Regions from separate parts of the Homo sapiens genome. Here region 2 is linked to region 1. The links are chromatin contacts, found by Hi-C in ENCODE. All regions are on one chromosome and are shown on one strand. Each heading gives the region's core, a stretch centred on a gene start or an enhancer-like site at or near the end of the contact. The rest is flanking DNA. Distances are from core to core; before and after follow the strand shown. Region 1 overlaps JUN-DT (JUN divergent transcript). Region 2 overlaps FGGY (FGGY carbohydrate kinase domain containing).

Region 1 (2,700 bases), core at 132-2,631:
ATTCAATCTGATCCCTTGTGCACCTCTCCAGCCCCCTACATAGTGCAGAACCTATACAGGCCAGCCTGTCTTTCCTCCATTCCTTCTTCCTAGAACCATTCCCGCTTGGGCCTGGCCAGCTCCTACTCCCTCAACCTTTAGGCCTTGGAAGGGATAATACTTCCTGCAGAAAGCCCTCTCTGAACACCAGCCCCGAGGTTGTAACTCAGACCTGCTAATGCCCATCGCATCAGGGGTCTACTTCTACCACAGCTCCTACCATGCTCAACAATAAATGTCCATTTCTCTGTTCATTGAAGCAGTCTGTGAACTCCTTGAAGGCAGAGACTGTGCTTCCTCATTTCTATCTCCAGCACCCAGCATAGCAGGGGCTCAGTGAATATTTCTGGATCAAAAAATTAATGGATCAACCCCCTACTAACCACCTTCAAATAAGATTTGTCTTACAAACTCTACTTGAAACTTTTTTTGTTCATCTGTGTGTGCTCTTCCTTTCCCTAATCTGAAATTCCTGGAGGCCACTGTAGCTGGGTTAAATTGGGACCCCAAAAAAGATGTCAAAACCCTAAACCCCAAACCCCAACACTTATGAATGTGAACTTATTTAGAAATAGGGTCCTTGCAGATGTAATTAAGTTAAGGATCTCAAGATGAAAACATTTTGAATTTAGGGTAGACCCTAAATCCAATGATTGGTTTCCTTATTAGAGAAAGGTGAGGGAGATTTGAGACACAGAGACACACAGTAGGGAAGATCATGTGAAGACAGAGGCGCGGAACGGAGCTGTGCTTCCACAAGCCAAGCAACACCAGGAGTCGCCAGAAGCTGCAAAAGGCAGAGAGTGGATTCTTCCTTAGGGCCCTTGGAGGGAGCGTGGCCCTGCCAACATTTTGATTTCAAATGCTTTGCCCTCTAGAACTGTGAGCGAATACATTTCTGTGGCTTTAAGCTACAAAGCTTGTGGTCATTTGTTACAGCAGCCACAGGGCACCAATAGCAGCAGTAACTATGCCTCTCGCTGGCTTGATGCTCCACCCACCCCTGAATCTTCCACCTTGCTGTACGCATAGTAGGGCCTCCATAAAAGCCCTTGTGAGAGACTGATTAGGAAAGGCCTTGTCATGAGCCATCCTCTGTTTTCAGCTGGGTTGCCTATCCTAATGGTTAACCAAAGCCAAAGAAAGTTCATGAAGACAGCACAGTCAGGTGCATCAGTTAGCATGGCCGGTGACTAGCATCTATTGAGTGCTCACCCTGGGCTAGACATTCTACCCATGCTGTCTCACTTAGGCATCTTTCATTCAACACGTTATTGAGCACCTGTTTTCAAGTAGGTCTATTCTACAAAAGAGGAAACTGAAGCTCAGGGAGGTGGGGTAACATGCTTGAGATCTCACAGTAAACAAGTGGTGGTGTCAGGACTGGAACTTTGGACTCCGGATGTTATTTTTCACTTTTCTAAGCTACCACGGTTTACGACATGAACAGAATTAAGACAGAGAACATGAAGGGAAGGGAGAAAAAGGGTGGAGAAGAGTGATTCAGTGCTGGCAGACATTGTGCTTTTGTTTTCATAGTCTGGGAGCAATTAGGTAGCACACCTGTGACTTTCAATTTGTTGTGGTGGGGCTAAATTTAAACCTTGAGTCATCTTTATCCGTAATCGATATGTATCTATATGAGCAAAATTAATCATATTGTAAAGCTGCCATGGGAATTCTAGACAACATCACAACTATGGTACAAACCACAAGCATGAAAGCCAGGCACGCCATTGCTGCAGACGAAACAGCGTTGGTCCCAAAGGTATGTGTGTGAAGGGCCCCTGAGCAGCCACCTAATTCTCCTCATCACCCTGGTCTGGTTAAGATAAAAGTTGATCAGTGACCCATTCAGGCCCCAAATCACCTGGAGCGTCAGTGCAGGCTCTTCCGTGCCATTTCATAAAGGGGACACACACATTCACAAAATCCAGCAAATATTTATTGAGCACTTACTGTGCTCCAGGTTCTGGGGACACAGCAGAAAACAAAACCAAGTCTGCTCTTATAGAGGTCACGTGCTGCTCAGGGGAGAGAGAAAATAAATAAGTAAATGAATAAGTGTCTAATATGCCACTGATAAGAGAAAAGAGGAAAACTAAAACGGAGGACTGGGAGTGCTTGGGTTTTTTTTTTTAATATTAAGTCATCAGGGAAGGCCTTTCTGATATGGTGCCATGTGGGCAGAGGCCTAAGGAAGTGAGAGGATGAAGCCTACAGATATCTGGAGGAAGAGAGAACTATATATGTGTGTGTGTGTATGTGTGTGTGTATATATGTGTGTGTATGTGTGTGTTTTTGTGTGTGTGTGTGTGTGTGTGTATATATATATATACACACAGACAGATGTATATATTTATAAAAGACCCAAAGCAAGAATGTGCTTGAATGTTCCAGTAACAGCCAGAAGGCCTTTGAGGCTGGAGCAGACTGAGCTAAGAGGGAGGTCAGGGAGTGCCAGAAGACAGGTCACACAGAGCCTTGCAGGCCATGGTGATGAGAAGCCACCGGAGGGAGTGGCACAGAGGAGCAGCAAGGTCTGGTTCAGGTTACAGAAGGACTGCCCTGCATGGAGAATGAAACAACAGGGACAGATAGAGGCAAGGAGACAAGTTAGAAAGCTGCTGCCACAATCCAGGAGACAATGGCTGGTGACCT
Region 2 (2,700 bases), core at 70-2,569, 550 kb before region 1:
ACAAATTCCCACAGCCTAAGTCTCAAATTCAAGTGCTCAGAGGGGTAGGGCTGAAAAAGGAAATGAGTGTAGCAGGCTGGGTGAGGACTGCTGCAAAATGAAGAATGCCGACCCCTTCTAAAGAAGGCAGCCCCTATTCAGCTCCAGCCGTTCCCTTCTGCATGGAAGTGTGGACCCTGTATTGCCAAGTTCTTTCATTATTTATTCAGGAAAATAAATAATCTGAATTTTCAGATAAAATTTCTCAATTTTTAAATATTGGAAACTAATTTAAAATTGTTTATTTTTTTTTTCCAAGCACATGGTAGGTCAAACTAAACCTGATTGGGGACCAGATTCAGCCAGTGGTCTGCCAGCCTGTAGCCCTGGCAAGTGGGAAGAAATGAGTGCCCTTTAAAAGCAGGCAGTGAGAGGCAATAGTTAGATCCCAGGAGCTGGAGGCAGACTGGACTAGGTGAGAATCTGGGCTCTACAACCTACTATTGTGTAGCTTTGGGGATGCTACTTAAGTCCTCTGAGTCTTGGTTTCCTCATACTGCCACACAGATACAGTAAAACAGCATGCTGTTACACTGTGTCACTAAAGGGCAGAGATAAAATTCTGCCTGTGAAGTCCCTAGCATGTTGCTTTTTAGGAAAATAAGCCCAAAAAGAAAAAAAAAAAATCCCTTGCTCAATAATGAAGTGTTGTCAACCAGAAAGGTTAGCTATGACTACAAGCTTTGAATGGAAAATTACTAAGTAATAAAAGCATGAGCATTGTGCTAAAACAGTAGCAAACTCTTCCAACCATGAACAGTGTACCAGTATTAATGTTTTCTTGTGTGTATATGGCCAGTCTTTTTTTCCATACTGATAGTTTCTTTAAACAAATGTATTTATAAGACTGTTCATTAGTCTTCTAACTTTTCTTCCCTTTAACATTACAGTATGTAACAAACCTGCACGTTGTGCACATGTACCCTAAAACTTAAAGTATAATAATAAAAAAAAAACAGTATGAAGTTTGTTGTTGCTATACAAATATTTACTATCTACCTAGCACATATGCCAGAATGATTTTTTTAAGGTCATAAAACATACTGTGTCACACCCATGTTTAAAGCCCATCAACCATTTCCCACTGATCTTGGAATAAAACTCAAACTCCTGCCCCTGGCCTCAAGGCTGCATGCAGCAGCCTTTGCCCACTTCGCCAAACCCCCTCCTACGCCTCTGTGCCTTGCTCATACCCTCCTGGCCCAGCTGACCTCCTTTGCTGATCTCATGAGGTGCTTTCCTCCCCCACAGTGAATCTGTTGCTCCTCCTTCCTATCTCATCATTCAGGTCAAACAAAAACTCCCAAGAGAGGCCCACACTCGCTATGCCAAATCTGTTCATCTGTGTTTTTCCTTCGTAGCATTTTCCAGAAAACAAAATTACTTTGTGTGTGTCTATTTTCTGCCTCTCTACACTAGACTCTAAGTTCCCAGAAGCCTACCCCAGGGCCCTTATCCCACTCATTCACCTTGGCATCTCCAGCGCCCAGCAAAGTGCCTCTCACACAGGAGACACTCAGTATTTCTTAAATGAAACAATGAAGCTACTGACCATTGTTCACAGCCTCAGATCCTCCCGAAGCCATCACCCACAAATTTCTTCCCTAAACTAGTTTATGCAAAGCCTGCAAAGCAAACGCTGAAAGAGGCAGTAGAGCAAAATGGTGATAAGCCCGTACTCTGGATGTGAAATGCCAAAGTTCAAATCCCAGCCTTGCCACTTATTAGCTGAGTGACCTTGGGCAAGTTGCTTAAAGTCTCTGTGCCTGTTTCCTCATCTGTAAAAGACAATAATTAGGCTGGGCACAGTGGCTCACACCTGTAATCCCAGCACTCTGGGAGGCCGAGGTGGGTGGATCACTTGAACTCAGGAGTTTGAGACCAGCCTGGGCAACATGGTAAAACCTCATCTCTACAAAAAAATACACAAATTATCTGGGCATGGTGGTGTGTGCCTGTAGTCCCAGTTACTCAGGAGGCTGGGGTGGGAGAGCCGCTCAAGCCTGGGAGGCAAAGGTTCCAATGAGCCAAGACTGTGCTACTGTACTCCAACCTGGGTGACAGAGCAAGACCCTCTCAAAAAAAAGAAAAGAAAAGAAAAATACAATAATTATAGGGTAGCTGTGAGAAATAAATGAATTATCATGGGTAAAATGCTTAGAAAAGTACCAGATGTATTAACAAGCACTACATACGCTTTAGCTCTTATTTTCATCTATTTTCTTGTTCTGCTCTTACTGCTTGGTTGCTCTGTATCTTTATTCTTTAACTAGACTGTAATTTCTTGGTGGCAGAGACCACTTCTGGATTCCCACACTGAAAGTGCACAGGTTCCCATAAGGTAGCAGATGAGGGAACAGAGCTAATGGTGTGGCTCTTGACATGGGTTTGCTTACATAGTATGAGACCACGAGTAAGTTATTTAACTTTTTTGAGCTTCAGTTTCCTCATCTGGTAATATAAAAAGAGATAATATCTGTCCCACAGACTGCTGTAAAGATTAAATAAAATAACTCTTGTGAAGTAAAAACATTCTGAGACTGGCGGCACTGGTAAATGTCAAGGGAAACAAGTAGAAGGTACTCAAGTAAGTTAATCAGCTTTACAGCTCGAAGTTGGCTGCCTTTGGAATTGGTATTACACATAGGATGTGGGTGATTC

Evidence for each region. Hi-C counts contacts between places; a loop is a spot of excess contacts on that map. Pooled maps may share reads with other maps.
Region 2: a pooled map shows a loop between it and region 1 (2.2-fold over the local background). The contact joins two enhancer-like sites. A Hi-C loop is called at or near these places in 2 of 37 single-sample maps with no recorded cell type and 3 of 50 pooled maps.

The regions. Positions count from the first base shown.
Region 1 is chr1:58,804,897-58,807,596 of GRCh38, reverse strand. The region is part of intron 1 of JUN-DT (JUN divergent transcript); the gene reads right to left. Among named protein-coding and RNA genes, the nearest start is that of JUN-DT, 21 kb to the right of the region's middle. RefSeq lists a silencer at 2,406-2,700. Within about 2 kb of position 1,381, at least 7 of the 41 ENCODE cell types and tissues checked have a DNase peak (open chromatin) inside an H3K27ac peak, as active enhancers do.
Region 2 is chr1:59,353,515-59,356,214 of GRCh38, reverse strand. The region is part of intron 4 of FGGY (FGGY carbohydrate kinase domain containing); the gene reads right to left. Among named protein-coding and RNA genes, the nearest start is that of FGGY, 58 kb to the right of the region's middle. Within about 2 kb of position 1,319, at least 10 of the 41 ENCODE cell types and tissues checked have a DNase peak (open chromatin) inside an H3K27ac peak, as active enhancers do.